Regions from separate parts of the Homo sapiens genome. Here region 2 is linked to region 1. A link is an interaction called in ENCODE POLR2A ChIA-PET data of the cell type or tissue named here. Cell type or tissue: OCI-LY7. All regions are shown on one strand. Each heading gives the region's core, and the rest is flanking DNA. Links, peaks and the distances in the headings are about the cores only. Region 1 overlaps SCN8A (sodium voltage-gated channel alpha subunit 8). Region 2 overlaps FIGNL2 (fidgetin like 2).

Region 1 (6,560 bases), core at 714-5,713:
CCCTGAACACACAGGCTCCTCCACTGCTGAGACTAATTATCTTGGCATTTGCTTTTATTTTTAGCTGGGTTATAACTGAGGAGACCTGGACAGGGTGTGGTGTGAGGGAGTTGCTTGCTGGTTGAATAGTTTTGAGGACTGCCGGGACTAGAGACAGTACACACTTTCCTTAAGGGAAAGGTGAAGAATGCATAATGTTGAAGTATATTTAAAGAAGGTGGGCACATTCATGTAGGTGTGGAATCAAAGCTTAATCTGGAAGCAAAAAAAAAAACATAGCAAGGGAGAAACCCCAAATTCAGTGTTAAAGATTTTGACAGTGACTTGGGAAGTTTCACTGACTTGTGAGGCAGGAGAATAAGAAAAGCTGAGAGAGGCAGCAGTGTGTATTAAAGACAAGCCCAAGGGTGAAGAAGACAGCTTTCATGAAAAGAGGACCATGGGAAGTAAGGGGAAGGTTTACACAGGAAGGTGTCAGGATTAAAGTAGGAGGCAAAAAAGATGGCTTGGTAGCCACTGATCTGAGTGAAGGGGAGCCAGACCACCCCGCCTGCCCCTGGGCCACTTGTTGCATCAACGAGCATTCACACAACACTTCCTGAGGTGCCGCAGAGGCACCCAAAATGACAGCATGGTCTCTGCCCTTAAGAAAAGAGAGGATCAGACTAAGCCGAGTGATTGGAGAAAGGCGTTTTATTATTGCTGTCATTGTTATTCTTCAAATCTAGTGAACAAAAATCTAAACAGTATGACCCATCATTTGGCTCTTCTCTTTCCCATCTCTACAAAAAAGAATAAAGCAGTAGTGAACTAAAGGTTTTGAACTTTCTTTACTGCTCACCTTTGACAGTTTTTATTTGTCTTAATGATTAAGCAAAGGATATTTGGTTCAGTACCTGCAGACCCTGTGCAACAGTAGGCATGAGATTTAAGAATAACAAAGTGGCCCGGTCCAGTGGCTCACGCCTTAATCCCAGCACTGTGGGAGGCCAAGACGTGCGGATCACCTGAGGTTGGGAGTTCGAGACCAGCCTGACCGATATGGAGAAACCACGTCTCTAGTAAAAATACAAAATTAGCCGGGCATGGTGGTGCATGCCTGTAATCCCAGCTACTCAGGAGGCTGAGGCAGGAGAATTGCTTGAACCTGGGAGGCGGAGGTTGCAGTGTGCCGAGATTGCACCATTGCACTCCAGCCTGGGCAACAAGAGCGAAACTCCATCTCAAAAAAAAAAAAAAATAACAAAATGAAGCCACAGCTAAAATGTCCAAGAAGAAACTAGAACGTGGTTACAATGGGACTAAAGAGGGTGGGGATTAGGGCCCTCAGTGACATGAGATCAGTCTTGGGCATCTCACATACCTTGGATTATAGAAGGGATTTCCAACAGATGGGGTTAAGGGGAAACCTGACATGGAAGCTGTTGCCTTTTTGATTGAGCAAAGGGGATTTATTTGCACCGAGACCCTGAGTAGGACTGTGGAACCCATGACCCCTGTCCCCCCCACTGCCTGTTGATGAAAGTGGAGCCGGGCACGGTAGCTCACACCTGTAATCCCAGCACTTTGGGAGGCTGAGGCGGGCGAATCACGAAGTCAGGAGATTGAGACCATCCTGGCTAACACGGTGAAACCCCATCTCTACTAAAAATACAAAAAAAATTAACCGGGCATGGTGTCTCACACCTGTAATCCCAGCACTTTGGGAGGCTGAGGCGGGCGAATCACGAGGTCAGGAGATTGAGACCATCCCAGCTAACACAGTGAAACCCCATCTCTACTGAAAATACAAAAAAATTAGCCGGGTGTGGTGGCATGTGCCTGTAGTCCCAGCTACTCGGAAGGCTGAGGCAGGAGAATGGCATGAACCCGGGAGGTGGAGGTTGCAGTGAGCTGAGATCGCACCACTGCACTCCATCCTGGGCAACTGAGCGAGACTCCGTCTCCAAAAAAAAAAAAAGAGAGAAAGTGGAGCACCTGATATCCATGTGCCTCCATTTTGGAAGGTGACGCTGCAGACAACCCAATTCTATTCTTCTGGAGCTGTTCAGAGCAAGCACTTCCCATTGTATCACAGAGGACTTCCTCCCCACCTCCACAGGTTGTCCTATGCTTTAGCAATTCCCTCCTCTTGGCACCATACCTGTATAGTCCACCACTCTGCAGATGGGAATGCTCACACCACCATATAAGGGATTATCCCATTCATGAATGCCAAAGAAATAAAATAGTGATAAGATTTTCTTCACCTGAGTATCTCCCACCTGTATGACCCTCCACCCATACTGTGGTGTCAAGGAACTAAAAGGAGGAAAGATTTTGTCATTTCTTTTATATATAGTATTGGTGAGGATGTGGAGAAATTGGAACACTCATATGCTTCTGGTAGGAATGTGAAATGATGCAACCACTTTGGAAAACAGTTTGGCAGTTCCTCAAAAAATTAAACAGTTACCATATGACTCAGCAATTCCATTCCTGGGCATATGCCCTAGAGAATGAAAGCATGTCTACCTAAAAACCCATACACAGATGTTCACAGCAGCATTGTTCACAATAGAAACAATACACATGTCCATCAACTGATGAAGGATAAACAGAATGTGGTATATCCATATATTGGACTATTACTCAGCCGTAAGAAGGAAAATCTAGAGAGAGAAAGTAGGTGAGTGGCTGCCTAGGGCTAGGGGGTTGGGGGTTTAGGGGGTGATAGCTAAAGGGTGTGGGGGTTCTTTTGGAGGTAATGAAAATGTTCTAAAATTGATTGTGGTGATGGATGCACAACTCTGAATATACTAAAAGCCATTTTAAATGGCTGAATTTTATGATGTGTGGATTGTATCTCAATAAACCTATTAAAACATAAAAAGCCTGTGTAGTCGGGGAGTAAAGCGAAGGAGACAGGGAGCTGATGACAGGCCAGCCCATGTGGGACGGCTCCCTGAGGATAGCAGTGCTCCCTGTGGCCTGCTTGCCTTTAGGCACTGTCATAGGCAGCTGCTGCCTCTCTTTTAGGCCTTCGAGGACATCTACATTGAGCAGAGAAAGACCATCCGCACCATCCTGGAATATGCTGACAAAGTCTTCACCTATATCTTCATCCTGGAGATGTTGCTCAAGTGGACAGCCTATGGCTTCGTCAAGTTCTTCACCAATGCCTGGTGTTGGCTGGACTTCCTCATTGTGGCTGTAGGTGTCTTGCTTTCTGTTTCCCACCCCTTCCAGCAGGAACACAGAAACAGGGGTCTCTCTTTTTCTAATGGCAGTAGCTGCCCTGGGCCCAGGTTATAGATCAAGATGTAGATGTAGGTGTGGGTAAAGTTCCTTTCATAGCACTGAGATCTTCATATTAGGAAGGGGAACTCTGAAGTCCCTGCATTTGCTCCAGGGGGACTAACCAACCAACTCTTTAGTCTGGTGGGTTTGGCTTAACTTAGATTCAGAGATTAGGAGAAGTGGAATCACTGGTCTCAAAGGCCCTTGTTATTAGGCTGGGGACAGGAAAGTTCTTGCCCCAGGCCAGCAGGATGTCTTCTTTTTGTGGCTGGGAGAAGGGGTGAGAGAATGAGATGGGGGCTGTTGGGACGAAGGTGGTAGTGGGATCTGTGGTCTCTCCTGCTGACCATTCCCATGAACACTTCCATCCAACTCAAGTCTTGATACCGGACTCATCCAAACAAGTCAGTTTATTAGGTGAGGGGAGTTCATACTGAAATAAAATACCCCCTTCTTCCCACACGTTGCCATTCTACAGTGATCATGAAACTTGAGAAATCCTTTTTTCCTCCAGGTTCCAAGACTATCTCCGAGGTTTGCTGGCCATGACCTCCTGTGTTTTTTCCAGGTTGGAAGTGACATCCTCTCTTTCTCACCCCACCATCACTTGTCCCTTGTCAGCTTTACTAAGGATGATGACTGGTCTCTTATTCTATGTAATAACTAAAGCTTCTTTCTTTCAGCCAAGTCAGCATTTTAAAGAAAGGATGAATGGGATTTGTAGGACCAGGGCCTGTGGAAAATTTACTTCCTTCTGAGGGCTGTTAAGTGCCAAGAAAGTAGAACGGTGGAGACTAGACTGGTCATGTAGAATGCAGGTTTCATTGGCTGCATGGTGAACTACCTGTAGAGTACCTCTGGGATCCAGGATAGAGCAGCATAGAAATCTCTCTGATGGCAAGTGCCCAATACTGAGCCATGATTTCTGCTCTATAAATGGATTTCTTTTCCAATACATTGTCTGCAATTTCCATGGTTAATGACCCCCTTCCCAGAACTGTCACTGTGCCCTCAGTTGCATCCCCATTTCAAAAAGCCAGCCTTTGGGAAATGCCTAAATGAGGTGAGGACCCCAGCCCTAGAGGGTACCAACGTGAGACCCTCGCAGCGAGAGATGTTAGCATCCCTCCAGCAACTGTTGATACCATCCTGTGGTGGAAGGACCTGTACCCCCCACAGACAGAAAGCTGGAGCTCTAAGACTTAAAGAATGGGATTGAGATAAGACCCAGAGAGCCAAAGTGAGACTGGGCCAGTTCTCTTTCTGGAGAAAGGGCAAGTGCCATAGAGTCTTCATTTCACAATAGCTCCTCAGGACTACCTGGCGTCAGGTGGGACACCTGAACTCAAACTGGTACTCCCAGCTGCCTGGGGAGGCTGTGATTTGAAACAGAGCTTCCCCACCATGACCTACCCTCACCAGAACACGTTCTTCTCTTTTCCCTAGGGTGAGCTACCCAGAATTTGAGGATATTGATCAGGTATCCCACATGCCCCTGCTAAACAAATAAGCTGCTAAAGCACTAACAGTCCTACACATTAGCATTTATTTATTTTTTGAGATGAGGTCTTACTCTGTCACCCAGCCTCAAGTGCAGTGGCGCCATCTCTGCTCACTGCAGCCTCTGCCTCCTGGGCTCACACGATCCTTGCACCTCAGCCTCCCGAGTAGCTGGGGCTGCAGGCACACACCACCATGCCTGGCTAATTTTTGTATCTTGGGTAGAGATGGAGTTTCACCATGTTGCCCAGGCTGGTCTGGAACTCCTTGGCCTCCCAAAGTGTTGGGTTTATAGACATGAGCCACTGTGCCAAGCCAGCATTTATTTCACAAACTTTTTTTATGGCTATACGCAAGGTGGAAGGGGGTAAAGAGCATAGGACAGGCATGCAGCCAACTGACACTAATTCATAAGCTCCTCTAGCTTTTGGGGGTTGCTTGATCATTACATTACTGTGGTGCCCAACTGGCTCCTGTGAAGACCTCTGTGCCAGTTATTAGTAAATAATATAGTTGAATGCCATTATCTGTGTAGAATTGCTCCAGAAGCAATAAGGAGAAACAGAGGTTATCCTTGTTGCAAGCATGTTCCCAGCCCCTGGGGAGCTTACACTAGCTTCCATAGCAACTATGTCCTGACTCCAGGCTTGTGCTAGGTGGGGGGACATTCCCAGGCCATCACAGTGGCTCCAATCGCTGCCGCTTTTGAATTGTGGATGAACAATTAGTCTTGGACTGTCACCTGAACAGTTGGAACTGCTGGACTTTTTGGTGTCCATTTGAGTAAAGTGTCTGATTTCTTTGGCATTTTAGAACATCCAGAAGGTTAGGTCCTAACTTAGCACCATCCACTGGTGACTTGATGTCTGAGTCTGTTACTCATCGCATTTGTTTCCCTAATTGATTTTCATTCTTCCTTGTTGCCTCTTAAAGCTGTGAGTACTTTTCAGAGTCATGGGATTATCCAGATGACTTCCAAGGTTAATTCCTTTTATTTATAATCCATATGAGTTCCCAAACAAGGAAAACATTCTGTTTTGCTCAGGTCCTTGGCTGCATTGGAGATTGTGTCCTGTAAAAGAATTTTGGCATCTTTTCCCCAGGACATTTATCCCACTGTATGTGGAGATCAGCAAGCCTGTCAGTTCTGGAGGTGGGGACTTGCAGAGACTACTTGCCTTGGCCTGAATTCAGACTGCTGAAAACATTCCCCGTTTGAAAATATTCACATCATTTTGGAAAAATCACCTAATGTCTTTCCCCCTTTTTTTCCAGCCTGCAACCATAGATGCCCTGAATTTATTTTTTTTTTCATTTTTAAAATTTTTTTAGGTAGGTCTCACCCTGCTGCCCAGGCTGGAGTGCAGTGGCACAATCATGGCTCACTGCAGCCTCCAAGTCCTGGGCTCAAGCAGCCTTCTCACCTCAGCCTCCTGAGTAGCTGGGACTACAGACACGTGCCAAGGCGCCCAGCTTGATGCCCTGAATTTGATGTCTCCTCAATTCCTTTTTTTTGTTGTTTGTTTGTTTGTTTTAGGTTTGATTCTTTCCTTAAAGAATACTTTAAGCAATGTTAGGATTATCTCCAGGAGGGGCTTAACAGAGACTCAGAGGATTATAAGAGAGCCCTCAACTACTAAAGAATAACCCAGATAAGACCCTTATTGATCCTGTCCTGGGCCAGATTAATCAGCTGAGTAACAGCTTATCTCCCAGCAACGTTTAGAGCCAGCCACTGAATTGGCCTTTAGACCTCCTCCTTCATTCTCCACACTGTGGGC
Region 2 (6,560 bases), core at 1,062-6,061, 58 kb after region 1:
TCCACTTTCTTCATCTGTCCATTGAGACCGCTGGTTTAGATCAGTGGACCTCTAACCTTCCTTTCTCATTAGAAACACAAATAAATTTTTTACAGGGTGAGGTAGGAAGAAACCCCAACAACACAGCATCAACACCCTCCTCCAACCCCCGAAGGAGACCCCCAAGATTCCTTCCGGATCTTCCAGAAATTCTCTGATTCTGGATTCCGTCACCCATAGGGGAGGGAAGGGATTGGACCAAACTGGGCTGGGGGCAGGGTAGGCAAGGAGGGGCAGCTGTGAGTCGGCTCCAGGCCGGTGTGGAGAAGGGGCCATGCCTCTGGGCAAGCCTCCTCTGAGCTCCATTATCTCAGCCTGGAACAAAGAGGCTGGAAGGGAGAATCCCATTGTCGGCCTCCCTTATGGAAATCTCATTTATCTATTCACCAAGGCTCCCACAGGCCTTTTGTCCCAGGCTTTTTGTCTGCTGCTTACAACGGGTGCCCCAGGGGGTCTCTGGCTGCCTGGCAGAGCTTGAACAGGACTGTGCCCCCTCCTCTAGGCCCTCTCCCTCATGCCAACCCCCCAGTTATTGCAACAGGAGAGGAGAGGGAGGGGTAACAAGGGGACTCTGGAAGACTGGTCACCTGCCACAGCCCTGGCACCTACCATACAGGAACCTCTTTCCCCAGTTCTGGGCCAGAGAATAGCCTTCAAAACCTGCCTGGGGGCTGCCCTAGAGCTGGCAAGGGGCCTAGCATGAGTAGGGCTCAACACATGTTTAGGGATGAGCTAGAGGATGCCATGGGGTGGCTGCATGATTCTTCCTTCCATGATACCTTGAGTGTGCCAGCCACTGTGTGCCAGCTATGACTCCCGGCTTGAGAGGCAAACCAGACCACATTGGGACCCATGCCTGCAGACTTGATCAGCTAACAGGGAAGAGAAAACAAAGTGTTTCCTCAGAAAGGAGGGAGGGAGGGAAGGGAAGAGAGGAAAAAAGAAGGAAGGAAGGAAGGGAGAAAAGGAAGGAAGAGAGGGAGGGAGAGAGGGAGGAGAAGAAAGGAAAAAAAGGAATGAAAGAGAATGGGAAGGAGGAAGGAAGGAAGAAAGGGTCAAAAGACAAAATTTCAGGAGGAGTAAGTTCAAGAGATCTATTGTTAAATATGGTGACTAGAGTTAATAAAAGTGCATTGTATACTTGAAGATTACTGAGAGTAGGCCTGGTGTGGTGGCTCATGCCTGTAATCCTGGCACTTTGGAAGGGTGAGGGAGGCGGATCACCTGAGGTCGGGAGTTCGAGACCAGCCTGGCCAACATGGTGAAACTCCATCTCTACTAAAAATACAAAAATTAGCCGGGTGTAGTGGCGGGTGCCTGTAATCCCAGCTACTTGAGAGGTTGAGGCAGGAGAATCGCTTGAACCTGGAAGGCGGAGGTTGCAGTGAGCTGAGATCGCGCCACTGCACTCCAGCCTGGGCAACAGAGCCAGTCTCCATCTCAAAAAAAAAAAGAAGAAGAAGAAAATTACTGAGAGTAGATTTTAGGTGTTCTTACCACAAATAAGTATGTGAGGGAATGCATATGTTAATTAGCTCAATTTAGCCATTCCACAATGGGTACATATTTCGAAACACCATTTTGTATACCATAAATATACCCATTTTTATTTAAAAAAAGAAATTTTAAAATCAAAATATTGAGTTGTTTTTTTTTTTTTTTTGAGATGGAGTCTCACACTGTCGCATGGGCTGGAGTGCAGTGGTGCGATCTCGGCTCACTGCAACCTCCCCCTCCTGAGTTCAAGTGATTCTCTTGCCTCAGCCTCCTGAGTAGCTGGGATTACAGGCGCCCACCACTACACCCAGCTAATTTTCTGTATTTTTAGTAGAGATGGGGTTTCACCATGTTGGCCAGGCTGGTCTCAAACTCCTGACCTCATGATTCGCCCGCCTTGGCCTCCTAAAGTGCTGGATTACAGGCATGAGCCACCACACCCGGCCTACGCTCTTTTTTTCTTGAGACAGAGTCTCACTCTATTGCCCAGGCTGGAGTGCAGTGGCGAGATCACCACAGCCTCAACTTCCCAGGTTCAAGCGATCCCCCCACCTCAGCCTCCTTAGCAGTTGGGACCACAGGTGCCAGGTACATGCCACCGAGCTTGGCTAATGTTTGTGTTTGTTTGTTTGTTTGTTTTTGTACAGACAGAGTTTCACCAGGTTGTTCAGGTTGGCCTCAAACTCCGGGGCTCAGGCAGCCCACCCCCTCAGCCTCCCAAAGTGCTGGGATTACAGGCGTGAGCACAAAACCCAGCCTGTATTACCCTTAAAACAGAGACAACTGTTGATTTTTTGTGCAAATGAAGAATTACAGGAATAAATACAGTTGATAGATTAAAAAAATAAGGTCATATAGCTAAAAAAGAAAAAAAGAGGAAAAGAAAGAATGCTGGAGGTTCAGAGACAGCGGAGGTACTTTCGCTAGGGAGTCAGGAATTCATTTTGCAGCAGTCATGGGGAGCACTGGGGCATGGAGGGGACAGCAGGTCCCAGCTCGGAGGCTCCAGGAGAAAACAAGGAAAGTGCAGAGCTGAGCAGGGAGTGCTGGCACCCACTCCCCACAGCACCCCAGTTAAGCAGGTATTATTTGCAGATAAAACAGTGCCAGACAGATGTGGCTGGCCCCAGGTCACGCAATCCTCTGGAGGCCAAGTGGGGACCTGAAAGCAGATCTCCTCCCACTTCCACAGGCTGTGGAAAGGCAAGGATACAAGGCAGGGAGCACACCCCTGAGCGGGGCATGAGAGCCAAATGCTTTCCTTCCCTGTCCCTAAGCTCACTCCTTGGCGGGAGAGGGGATAGAACAAAGGATGAACCGAGGATGGGTGAGCTGTCTGAAGTCTCCCTCTTGTGCACTGATCCCACCCTCTTTCAAGAAAGACACTGTTCCCTCGGTTCCCCCTTCTCCTACCTGATCCATTTCCCTCTCTGCTGGGTCACTCTCATCAGCTCGCAAATATGCTGTTGTAGTTCCCGTTTTAGGAAAAAAAGCCCAAAATATATATACATTTTTGAGACAAGGTCTTGCTCTGTTGCCCAGGCTACAGTGCAGTAGTGTCCCCATAGCTCACTGCAGCCTCCACCTCCCAGGCTCAAGCATTCCTCCACCCCAGTCTCTTGAGCAGCTGGGACTACAGGCACATGCCACCACACCTAGCTAATTTTTAATTTAATTTAATTTATTTATTTTGAGACAGAGTTTTGCTCTGATGCCCAGGCGGAATGCAGTGTCACGATCTTGCCTCGCTGCAACCTCTGCCTCCTGGATTTAAGCAATTCTCCTGCCTCAGCCTCCTAAGTAGCTGGGATTACAAGTGCCCACCACCACGCCCAGCTAATTTTGGCATTTTTAGTAGAGACAGGGTTTCTCTATGTTGGCCAGGCTGGTCTTGAACTCCTGACCTTAGGTGGTCCACCTGCCTTAGCCTCCCAAAGTGCTGTGATTACAGGCGTGTGCCACTGTGCCCGGCCCCAAAATAATTTCTGAATCCCCCTTCAGCTACATTCTATCTCTCTCTCTTTGCTTGTTTTTACCTTTTCTATGCTACTGTTTCTTATTCCTGTCCTTCCATTCCTCTTGAACCCCTTCCAAGCAGGCATTTACCCCCAACACTCCACTACCTTTGCCTCATAACCACACAGCTGAATCTGATGCTCTGCCCTCCTCTTGCAAAACCAGGGACCTGCGCTCTCCTGGCCCCTGCTGCCGTCCCCTCCACAGCCTCTTTGCTGCCCTCCCATCACCCACTCCCTTCTAAACCCTGCAGACCTCGGGCTCAGTCCTGCAGCCTTCTTTTCCCTCTCCATGGTAATTCCGTGCATGATCCCATCCCATCTCCTAGCTTTGACCATCACCTGTGTATTGATGTTTCCCAAACATAGTTCTCCAGCTGAGATTTCTCCCCTGCACTCCGCACTTTATTCAACCTTCTTGCTGACATCCCCACTGGAATATTTAATTGGCATAATTAACATGCCCAAAAGTGAAACTCCGGGCTCCCACATCCGCAACCTAGCCCTCCCTCAGCCTTCCCCACTGCAGGAAATGGCAGCTGCATCCTTTCTAGTTGCTCAAGCCAGAAACCTTGCGGTCATCCTTAACTTCTCTTTCACTCTTCAGAACAGCAAATTAGATTCTTCAATCACTTCTCACCACCTCAGGGATGCTATCACCTGGACGACAGCTGCAGCCTCTCTCTCTTTTTTTTGTTTTGTTTTTTGAGACAGGGTCTCACTTTGCTGACCAGACTGGAGTGCAGCGGCGTGATCACGGCTCACTGCAGCCTGGACCTCCCAGGCTCAAGCAGTCCTCCTACCTCAGCCTCCCAAGTAGTTGGGACCATAGGTGTGGTGGGCCACCACACCCAGCTAATTTTTAAAATTTTTTTGTAGAGATGGGGGTCTCACTGTGTTGTCCAGGCTGGTCTTGAGCTCCTGGGCTCAAGCTAGCCTCCTTCCTTGGCCTCCAAAGGGCTGGGATTCCAGGCATGGGCCACTGTGCCTGGCCTCACTTCCATCTCACCTCCCCCTTTCTACATCGTCCTCTCTTTTCTTAACACAGTTGCCAGTGTAACTCTTGAAAGCATGTTCCATAAGTCATTCTTCCACCAAAAGCTTCCAGTGGCTCCCATCTCACTCAGAATAAAAGCCAAAGTCCTCTCATTGGCATACAGGGTCCTCATGGTCGGCTTCCATTACCTCTCGGCCTCACCTGCTGCCACTGCCCCTCCTCCCTCCCTTCCACACCCTGGCCTCCTCACAGCTCCTCCCGCCACGCTGCTTTCCACCTCAGTGCCCCTGCCTCTGCCCTGCCTGGAACACACCTTCCCTGGGCTTGCACCCTGCCTAGCATCAAGTCTCTGCTTAGCCGTTGCCTCGGCAGACACTGTCCCCTTCAACCTGATGTTCCCTGTAACACTCATCCATCAGATTATGGAACAACAGGTTGAAGGGGACAGTCCTATTTGTTGCTTTATTGTCTGTGTACCCACTAGAAAGTTCATGAGAGCAGGGACTTTGTTTTGTTCACTGTTATATCCCAAGCACCTAGGACAGTGCCCGGCACAGATTAAGTTCTCAATAGACTACAGGATGGATGGACAGACGGACGGATGGATGGATGAATGGACAGACAAATGGACGGATGGATGGATGAATGGACAGACAAATGGACGGATGGATGGATGGATGGATGGATGAATGGACAGATGGACAGATGGACAGATGGATGAATAGACAGACAGACGGATGGGTGGATGGATGGTTGGATGGATGGATGGATGGATGGATGGATGGATGATCCTAGAGGCTTGAAATGGCCTCTGTGTCCAAATAAAGAAAGCAATCAGGGTGACTAAATTTGAGTGTACATGTGATGGTGAGGGTGGCAAGGGGTGAAGCCAGGGGCTCACCTCAGGAATGGATAGGGGAGGGGAGTCCAGAAGGGGCATTTGTGTCTGTGAACACCAGAGGAAAGTGTCCAGCCCCCAAAGGCACCTATCTCAGCCCCCCAGAGACTCCACAGGGCCTCTTTCTCTTTAAATCTCTCTCCTTCTGTTACCCCCCACCCCATTGGGCTTCTGTGGGAGAGGACAAAAGGGGTGCTGGAATTCCCATCAAAGGTCTCTGGACACATGGTAAAGAGATCAGGGCCCTCAGGATCCTGCTTCCTGGAGGTGCGGAGGCCGCCCCGCCAGTCTGGCTCCTCTCTGGGGTGGGAGATGTGGTGAGGGGTGTGCTCTGGCCCTGGTCTTCTCATATGTCAAATGCCAAACAGCAGGAGGTCGGCCTGGGAGAAGCTGGCCAAGCGGCCCCCATCTGGGCTCTGTGTACGCGTGCACACGCTGACGGGAGGGGACAGCACAGATATCCCTGCCTGTGTCCGCGGTCAGGGCCACAGCCAAGCTGTGACCATCTGTTGTTGCTCTGAGAGGCCAGGCCAGGGGCCCAGCACCCTTGAGGAATGAACCTTCCCTTTCACCCAGCCTTCTAGTGTTTGCAAAGAACTTCATAGTTATCCATCGTTTTCGTCCTCACAATGTCCCTGCCAGATGGGCATTATTCTCCCCATTTTATAGAAGAGGAAATGGAGACTCAAGTGTGGAAAGAGATTCTCCCAAGGTCATACAAGCTGTAAGAGGGGAAGTGGGACTCAGCCCATGTGTCAACACCTGCCTACCCCAGCCTAGAGGCAGTAAGGCTCTCCAAGGTGCCTCAAAGCACAGGGTCCTCATTTCAAGCTCAAAATAAGCAGATCTCCAGGGTCAGGCTCTCAGGCACAGCCTCCCACCCATCCCCTGGCTCAACTCCTGCCCAACCCTCCCCCACCACCCCCTCTTCCAGGAAGCCTTCTTGGACTGACCCCCAAGGAAGTTCCTTAGATGCCTCAAAGTCTAGAGCTCCCTGCAGCCACTTCTTTCCCACTGTGACTGCCATGCTCTCCTTGCATGTTTATCTCCTCTGTGATCCAGGACCTCTTGAGGGAAGCCCAGTCACCCAAAGGAACAGATGATTCTCTAACTT

What was found. Peaks named below come from ENCODE experiments on the same cell type or tissue, not always from the same donor. Only the 100,000 strongest peaks of a DNase experiment are listed, where the experiment ranks them.
Region 2: POLR2A ChIA-PET joins it to region 1 with 5 read pairs; 5 of 35 experiments call an interaction of 5 or more read pairs at or near these places.

Annotation. Positions count from the first base shown.
Region 1 is chr12:51,771,171-51,777,730 of GRCh38, forward strand. It overlaps SCN8A (sodium voltage-gated channel alpha subunit 8), which reads left to right. Exons shown (of 27, transcript NM_001330260.2): 20 at 3,019-3,192. Among named protein-coding and RNA genes, the nearest start is that of TMDD1, 40 kb to the right of the region's middle. In OCI-LY7, for the core only: no CTCF peak of the experiment used is centred there; no DNase peak of the experiment used is centred there.
Region 2 is chr12:51,828,808-51,835,367 of GRCh38, forward strand. All of the region lies in intron 1 of FIGNL2 (fidgetin like 2), which reads right to left. Among named protein-coding and RNA genes, the nearest start is that of FIGNL2-DT, 16 kb to the right of the region's middle. RefSeq lists an enhancer at 597-1,146. In OCI-LY7, for the core only: no CTCF peak of the experiment used is centred there; a DNase peak (open chromatin) is centred at 4,124.